Regions from separate parts of the Homo sapiens genome. Here region 1 is linked to region 2. A link is an interaction called in ENCODE POLR2A ChIA-PET data of the cell type or tissue named here. Cell type or tissue: CD4-positive, alpha-beta T cell. All regions are shown on one strand. Each heading gives the region's core, and the rest is flanking DNA. Links, peaks and the distances in the headings are about the cores only. Region 1 overlaps SLC7A6 (solute carrier family 7 member 6). Region 2 overlaps SMPD3 (sphingomyelin phosphodiesterase 3).

Evidence for each region. Peaks named below come from ENCODE experiments on the same cell type or tissue, not always from the same donor. Only the 100,000 strongest peaks of a DNase experiment are listed, where the experiment ranks them.
Region 1: POLR2A ChIA-PET joins it to region 2 with 6 read pairs; 3 of 35 experiments call an interaction of 5 or more read pairs at or near these places.

Annotation. Positions count from the first base shown.
Region 1 is chr16:68,285,528-68,289,911 of GRCh38, reverse strand. SLC7A6 (solute carrier family 7 member 6) reads right to left here. Exons shown (of 11, transcript NM_003983.6): 4 at 2,041-2,166. Among named protein-coding and RNA genes, the nearest start is that of SLC7A6, 23 kb to the right of the region's middle. RefSeq lists enhancers at 250-299, 330-469 and a silencer at 3,252-3,546. In CD4-positive, alpha-beta T cell, for the core only: no CTCF peak of the experiment used is centred there; DNase peaks (open chromatin) are centred at 2,181 and 3,521; H3K4me3 peaks cover 1,156 bases; H3K27ac peaks cover 3,714 bases.
Region 2 is chr16:68,416,156-68,420,539 of GRCh38, reverse strand. The region is part of intron 1 of SMPD3 (sphingomyelin phosphodiesterase 3); the gene reads left to right. Among named protein-coding and RNA genes, the nearest start is that of SMPD3, 30 kb to the left of the region's middle. In CD4-positive, alpha-beta T cell, for the core only: a CTCF peak has its summit at 1,980 (motif pointing right); a DNase peak (open chromatin) is centred at 2,399; H3K4me3 peaks cover 1,089 bases; H3K27ac peaks cover 4,000 bases.

The DNA of each region.
Region 1 (4,384 bases), core at 142-4,141, 130 kb after region 2:
GGACCAGACTACTGCACAATTTGGTCAATGGGTTTATCAGCCTCATGGGAAGGACTCTATGCTGCTCTACTTGCGGTAGCTATGGTTGCATGGGGGAGATGACATGCTATAGAGGAACTGAGACCTTATCTTTCACTAGGCCTGAGCCACCCCCACCCTCCGGGGAGCCAGCCCAGCCTGTCATTCTCCTCAGAGGCCTCAGAGACTGCAGACACAAAAGCCCAGGGGACAGCACCCAGCTACCCAGATCAGAGACCCTCTGGACATACTGGGGTCTTTAACAAGACCCAGACTTCTAAGGAAGCCCATTGTCACACCCTGAAGAAAGCCTAGACCCAGCTCTCATGTGGTAAAAAGAGCTGGCTATGCAGCAAGAGAAGAGAAAATAGAGACCCCTGTCCTCAGGGGTGTCCATTCTCATACACAGCAGTGGTTCCCTAAGGAACAGATCTTCAGGGGAGGATTACTCAAAACCCAATTTGACCCCAGGATGCTCCTGAGCCTCCAGGGACATCCACATGGCTAGCTCTACTAACTTGATATAAGTACACAGGCTAGACCAGCAGTCTAAGAATCAACAAGGGCAATTCTTTTTTTCTTTTTCTTTTTCTGTTTTTTGAGACAGAGTTTCGTTCTTGTTGCCCAGGCTGGAGTGCAATGGCAAGATCTTGGCTCACTGCAACCTCTGCCTCCCAGTTTAAGGCGATTCTCCTGCCTCAGCCTCCCGAGTAGCTGGGATTAGAGGCACCCACCACCACCCCCGGCTAATTTTTTGTATTTTTAGTAGAGACAGGGTTTCTCCATGTTGGCCAGGCTGGTCTCAAACTCCTGACCTCAGGTGATCCATCTGCCTCAGCCTCCCGGCCTCCCAGAGTGCTGAGATTACAGGCATGAGCCACCGCGCCCAGCCCAACAAGGGCAATTCTTTTTTTTTTTTTTTTTTTGAGATGGAATCTTGCTCTGTCACCTAGGCTGGATGGAGGGCAGTGGCACAATCTCGGCTTACTGCAACTTCCGCCTCCTGTTTTCAAGCCATTCTCCTGCCTCAGCCTCCTAAGTAGCTGGGATTACAGGCGCGCACCACCATGCCCAGCCAATTTTTGTATTTTTAGTAGAGACAGGGTTTCTCTATGTTGGTCAGGCTGGTCTCGAATTCCTGACCTGCTGATTCGCCCACCTCAGCCTCCCAAAGTGTTAGGATTACAGGCGTGAGCCACCGTGCCGGGCCAAGGGCAATTCTTAAAAGCACAGCTTTTTAGACTCCACACCAACCAGAATGTGATCCAACAGATTTGAGATTAGGGTCTCAGCTCCCCGGGTGACTGTACACAGCCACATTTAGGGACTGATGACCTAGAGAACTGGGCTGTGAAATGATTGAGATATCTGTGGCTAAAGACACCTCAAGACCTCTCTAGGGCTCATGAGATCTTGGTAGGCCTGTTACCCTCACTGCCAGTCCTCTCTGATCCAGGAATGAAAAGCTTTCTAAAGCCAACATTTAGGAAAGACACTGCCAATTTCACAATATTTTAATATTTTTCTGAGAGCTGACTTGGGGAGGGATTGCTGAATACAAGTCCAGATGAAAAGTAAAGGCTGCAAAATAACCACCCATTTCCATACCCCACTTCCAGCTCCATATACCCTGCCACCTGTCTCAAGGAGGGCCCAGTCTTCCTACTTGTAGCTTGGCAGTCACAGACCACAAACAGGAGCCACTCTATCCCCACAGATTACTTTTATGACCCAATCATGACCCAAGCTTCAGGAGCTCCTAGGCCCTTGGCTGGCTTCCTGCAATGCTCCCAGCCTCCACCAAAGGAAACCAGCCCTGAGGGACAGGCTGACTCATGTCCACTTGGCCAAGCCAGCCTGGCCCAAAAAGCCCAGAAAGAAATCTACTCCCATCTCTTGCACTCACTGACACATGCTAGCATGTACATAGAAACAGCCGAGCAGTGAAGCTAACAGAGTCGCCATGTTCTCCTCAGGGAATCCAGAGGAACTGTTGGTGGTACCCCCCTTCCCACCACTTACCCTGGCACAGTTTAACAAGGCCCATGACAATGATGGCAATGAGCGCTACGACCTTGGCGTAAGTGAACGTGTCCTGCACACGTGTGCCCCACTTGACATAGGCACAGTTCACAAATGTCAGCAGACCTAGGAGGAAAACCACAAAGTCACTGGCAGGCTTGAGTTGAGGGCACAGGGGCCCAACCCCTCTTTACAGAGAGCACTCTTTCTGCCCTTCCTGCCTAAGGCAAAGGGGCCAATGGACCAGTCAGAACAAGGCGAACTGGCAAGCGAGGGGACACCCTGCACCCGCCCCAGCTGACAGCACACAGGCACTTCCATCACTACTGGTGCTCAAGGATATGAAGGCATGCGTGAACACATACTTATACATCCTGATGGCTAGCACCATTTCTGGGAATTCCCCCCAGGCCCAGGGATGGGTGATTTCACCTACTCTTTCCCACCCAGACTCCCAAGGTTCCAAACCACAGGAGACACAAGACCTCTTCATGGCCAAAAGAAACTCATCAGTAAGTGAGGTAAATTTGAATGCAGATGGCAGGTTACCTAAGAAATTAGAGAGACAGTGTTTTGCATTAAGTGTAAAAATGAGGCCAGGTGCAGTGGCTCACACCTGTAATCCCAGCACTTTGGGAAACTGAGGCAGATGGATCATGTGAGCCCAGGAGTTAGAGACCAGCCTGGGCAACATGGAGAAACCCTGTCCCTACAAAAAATACAAAAATTAGCTGGGCGTGGTGGTGCACACCTGTAGTCCCAGCTACTCAGGAGGCTGAGGAGGGAGGGTCGCTTGAGCCTAGGAGGTTGAGGCAGCAGTGAGCCGTGCACTCCAGCCTGATGACAGAGTAAGACCTCGTCTCAAAAAAAAAAAAAAAAGGAGAAAAAGAAAAGTCTGTTATATGCCTGACAATTTCACATACACCTCTCCATCAATTCTCACGACTCCAAAATACAGATATTCCTATTCCCATTTTATGGATGAGGAAACTGAGGTGAGAGAAGCTAACTACCATTTCTAAGTTCACATTCCCAAGCCCACTGATCGCTTCCACCCTCATTCCTACCCATACCTCCCAATTCTCAATGAAGTCCATGGAGAAGCGCACCCACTCGAGTACTCCCTAGGCTCACGTGGCTTTAAGTTCTAGCTCCTCACACACTTCAGTGACATCTGGGCCCTGTGCTGAGAGCCCCGGCACTTTGCTCCTGCTAAACAATGACTGATCCATGGGGACGACATAAGAGCAATATCCAGCAGGAAGGAACGCAGTGACATCTGTGAGTACTGCCTCTAGCATACAAAAACAGAACTTTTATGTGCACCTCAAATCTTACTACAAAATCTTTTGGGCCCATCCTCTAGGCCAACTCCACTTACTCCTACCCACTTTGCACTCTCTCCTTCAGCCAGACTCTCTCTCTTACTCGTACCGTACACACACATAAAAAGAAATGTCCTCCCCTCCTCTTCCTGCCATAGCCAACAGCAACTCCCAGTCAAGGTCTAGTTCAGCCCCCACTTCCTCTTCCTCTGTAAAACCTTCTCTGAATACACCACCCCACCCCTCTCTGAGCTCTTTCTCTCCTGAACCACATGGCATTCCTGCTTCTTAGCACAGGTTAGTGTCTATGCTATCATCATGTAGACACCTGTCTCAAGTCTCTCCCTCAGGTGATTGGGTCATGCTTCTCCCAAGATCACAAATTCTCAGAAGGTAACAGCAGTATATCATTTTATTTTCCTTCTTTCCTTCTTTTTTTTTTTTTTTTTTTTTTTGAGACAGGGTCTTGCTCTGTCACCCAGGCTGGAGTGGGTGCGATCACAGCTCACTGCAGCCTCGATGTCCAGGGCTCAAGTGATCTTCCCACCTCAACCTCCTATTAGCTGGGACCACAGGTGCACACCACCACACCCAGCTAATTAAAAAAAAATTATTTTGTAGAGACAGGGGTCTTGCTGTATTGTCCAGGCTGGTCTGGAACTCCTGGGCTCAAGCAATCCTCCTGCCTCAGCCTCCCATATTAGGATTACAGGCATGAGCCACTATGCCTGGCCACGTTGTTTTCTTAAGCTCATCACCAAGCAAAGAGGGGCACTGATAAACCCTGGTTGGAACCAAGGTGGTAAGATTTTCACTCTAACTTCCAATTCCCTGGAGCAAGGCAAATTGTCAGAAAGTTGGATATTCTTCCATTCAAATGGAGAGAAGTGCCTATGGCCAGCCTGTGAAAATGAACACAGGTGGCAGGTGCCAGGCTCAATGGCTTCAAAGAGCTTTCACTCAGTACACTGGCCAGTAACACAGGTGCTTACTAGTCAATCATGATGTGGGAGTAGGGG
Region 2 (4,384 bases), core at 138-4,137:
CGCCCCTCCCTGCTGGGCAGGGATAATGGGAGGACTGTCAGGTAATGGTGAAGCATCCCTTTTAAGCCTGGGTAACCAGGCTATTAGCCTAGCCAGAGGGAGCCAACTGGAAGATCATATAGGCTCCGTACCAGGCTGAGTGTCTTTGGACAAGTCCCTCAACTTCTCTGAACCTCAATTTCCTCATCTGCAAAGTGGGACAATAACAATTGTACCTTTTTCCTTATAGGATTGCGAAGTTCAAATGAAATGGATATGAAAGGTGCCTATAGTAATGATATTAGTAATAAGAATAATGGCCGGGCATGGTGGCTCACACGTATAATCCCAGCACTTTGGGAGGCTGAGGCAGATGGATCACCTGAGGTCAGGAGTTCGGTACCAGCCTGGCCAACATGGCAAAACCTGTGCATGCCTGTGGTCTCAGCTACTTGGGAGACAGGTGGGAGGATTGCTTGAGCCTAGGAGGTTGAGGCTGCAGTGAGCCAAGATCACACCACTGCACTCCAGGCCATGTGACAAGAAAGACACTATCTCTTAAAAAAAAAAAAAAAAAAGCAATAGCTATTCGGGATACTACATGTTCCAATAATCAGCTACTCTGATCCCCACTTTACAGATGAGGGAGCCCAAGAACAAAGTGACCTCCAAGTTCCCACAATTAGTGATAGGTGGAGCTGGAACTCAGGCAGTCTGGCTTCAAAGTCTGTTCTCTCCCCCACTCTCTGATGCTGCCTTTATCATTAGTGTCATTATACTCATTTTAGGAGTAAGGCTTCATTATGGTTGTCATCTTCATCATCATCATTACATGGGGTTCATGGAAGCTGGGCCCTGGGGCATCTGTGCTATGTTGGAGGTGAGGAGGGTTCTCTCTATCTTCCATAGGAAGGGAGGAAAGTTATTGTTGTCAAGATAGAGGTGAAGTACATGGTTTTTCTCTTACCAAAACTCTGGAGATGCAAGGAAATGTGTAACAGGATTTGAGGAAAGACAGTCAACAGATGTTGGATGCTGCATCCCCATCCTGCCCCATCCCTCTGGCTAGGCGTTGAGGGGGACATTGTCCCCACATGTGATATACAATGAGCTGCCTGTGGGTGATAGGGCAGTAGATTCCTGGCCACCCAGCCATCACCTGTTTCTCCCGCACTGGCTGATCCCCCAAAGGAAGGTTCCAGAGACCTGACACAAAATCCTCAGTCTTGTTAATGTGCTCAATGCATGTTCCAGAACTTCAGCCAGTCCCTGCAGTGGGACCCTGGCTCAAGCGCCATCAACCTTGACTTCTTCCTGTCTCATTGGTGGCCATAGCTGCTCTGGGCAGCTTCCTCCAAGACCCCCCGACCCTCCTAAACCAGCCTTAGAGGGTATGGTCCAGCATCCCTTACCCCTCCAGGACTAGACAGCCCAGCCAGATACTAGCTGTGGCCCCTAGCCACTACTTCTTCATCCCTCTCACCTCTCCTGAGGCCTATTTCTACAAATAGACCATACTGGGGCCTGCCCTGTACCCAGCTTTGCCCTCATGCCACACTCTCTCCATCCTGTCCTTGACCCCTTCCTCAGCATCCTGCACTCACACCATCCCTTTCTCCCCTCTAGGAGGATACATCTAGCAGACCCATTCTAGACCCAGCATACAGAAGGTTCCCTGCTCTGGCCTTCTCATCACCCAAAAGGACAAGAAAGTCCAGACCCATCTTTAGACAAGCTCAAGACTATGGTTCAGGCCCACCTGACATTTACAAGGAGACAGAGCCAGGGGCAGGCTTACTTTAGAAATGAACAAAAGAGTTTCCCAAGCTACCTCCCCTTTGAAATGGGCATCCCTGTTCTCATATGGGATCCAAACTGGTTTGCAAGGTAACGTGTGGTATATGGGGTGCTAGTGTAGACTATAAAATGCATTGAATCCTCCTCTGCTGCCTGCAGGGGGATGTGATGTCAACATGGATGTTGTTCTTTGCCTTCCCCATTTGCCTTTTGGGGAATATGTCCCTATCAGGAAAGTGAGTCTCTCACCCTAGGAAAGCTCTCTACTTTAAAAAATTTAGTGCAATTCTTTTTATATCAGATGGTTATATTTAAAGTATTCAAAGGCCTAGATTTGCATCGTCTTGGTTAAATTACTCATCACCCATCTCTCATCTACAACCTTTTTTTTTTTTTCATTTTATGAAGGCTTCATTTACATAAAGAGTCTTAGTTTTCCTCCAGCCAAGTAGGTGCTCATTTCTCTTGTGGGTATTTGAGTCATGTATCTACCTGCCTGGATGAACTCGGTGGGCATCTACACGGGACCTTCTGCTGCGGCACACCGTCTGCTGTGAGCTGCAGGTGCCTGGGTAGGCATCTTTCTCCCATGAGAAAGTGAAACCCAACAAGCCAGAAATGCACCTTGGCTGACAGCCCGCACACAACAGGAAGGGAGTGGGGGCAGATCCGGCAACATGATAGGGCACTTTCTTGAGAGCACAGGATTTTATAAAAAGTTGTTATGAATGTGTACCATTTATTGAGCACTTGATATGTACCAGGCATGTGCTTGTTGTATTTTTCTTCAGAATAATTATGTGATGCAGGCATCAGGCCCACTCCTTGGCTGAATAAACTAGGGCTTAGAGAAGTTGTAACTTGGCAAATGTCCCAGAGCTGGTAACCGGCAGACAGGTCTGTCTGACACCACACCCCCATGGCTGTATGTATGTGTTTACTCATTTATACCCTACTTCATTCCACGCAGGGTTTGAGGCAGCTCAGACGGAGCTGTGTGATATAGCAAAACGACACAAAGAACAATAGCAAGGAAAGCACGTTAAGGGAACTCTGAAGGTACCAGCATCTTTGTCTAGTAGCGTGTAGGTCTAGGACTGGTCTCCAAGCTTCCTAGCAGCCAAAGCAAAGAAAGCCCAATCTCTTCCCCAGTTGTTTGTGTTTGTATCATAAACACAATCCAAACACAGACCAAAGGCCAAAAGAAGCACAATATTTCCTAAGTCCAAGTTCAAAAATAAACAAATGTCTCTCAAGTGGCTCCTTAGGGAGGCTTGAATGCAATAAAAGAGTAACAGTAGAACAATTGAGGGGGCTTTGTCAGCAGCCCCAGCATAGCAGGGCCAGAGTGGCTCTGGAGTGGGGTAAGAGGCTATCAATCAACCCAGCCCCTCTTAGCTGAGTCGGGATAGCTGTCATAGCCTGGGTTCCCTGAGTGTGTGCGAATTTGTTGATGAGTTCAGGGAAGTGAAGAAGGCAGGATCAGGCAGATGGAGAAACAGACCCAGACTGTGGGTGCAAATGAGACCTCAGCAGTTCTACAGGGAACTCAGGAGCTGAGATAGCTCCTCAGAGTTGTCCCAGATGGGGGCCAAGGGACCTGGCCTTGGTACCCCCTCCCCATCTGCCAATCATTCAGAAAGGGCTTAATTTTGAGTGAGGCAGTTTGCCTCAGCTGAGGGCAATGCCTAGGGAGGGACACAGCTGTGAGATGTCCCCAGTACCCAGGGGATGGGTGCACCAGCCCTGAAGACAGGGTCTAAGTGGAAACCACGGCAGCCACCCCAAAGAGCCCTTGGGTACAGCTTTTGTGACTGAGTGCCCTGGCAATCAGGAAGCAGCTTTCCAGCCACAGAGCTCTCCTGGGACTGAGGCATCTTCCAGCGACACGGGCCTCCCACCTAGACCTGACAGGCCTCAGGACCAGCCAAGTTGCCCCTGGAATATAGCATGGCCTATGCTCTGACACACCTGTGCTCTGACCCACCGGACAGATAGGGCTTGAAGCCCCAGTGGCTGCATGGGTGACAACAACTTCAGCCTGGAAACTATTAAACACTCACCTAAGGCACACCTACCTACATTCACACAGCTTCAGAAATAAAAGCGCCACAAAGCACCTGGCTTTAGCAGTATTGTTACTTCCTGGTGAACCTGCCAAGGTAAACTGTTTGCTGAGCATACAAGGACGAGGCAGAATAAGGGAACAAGTTTGATGTTGCTGTTAAGAGGGAAACTGCTAGGGTTAGAAGACAACAACGGCCTTAGATTGTGTAAGGTTTGCCGGTAACATTCTGGACAGGAGGGTAGGAGGGATTAGGGAGAAACCCAGCTGGGCGGTGGCAATGATTTGTGGAGGGAAGAGTGGGACGGGAAGTAGAAGCCTGGGACAACTCAGGGTCGGAGGCCCCAGAGAGAGGGAGATGGGAAGGGGCTCACAGGGAACAATGGGGAGACCAGGGAAGAGGGCGAGGCCTAGAGCAGGGGAAAGGGTCGGGCTCTGAGCTATGACCCATGTCAGTTTTCATTCACAGGAGTTCTCCCTGGCCTGGGCCCAGCAGGAAGCGCTGGCACACACCTGATTACGGGCACAGTGGCAGCAGCAACC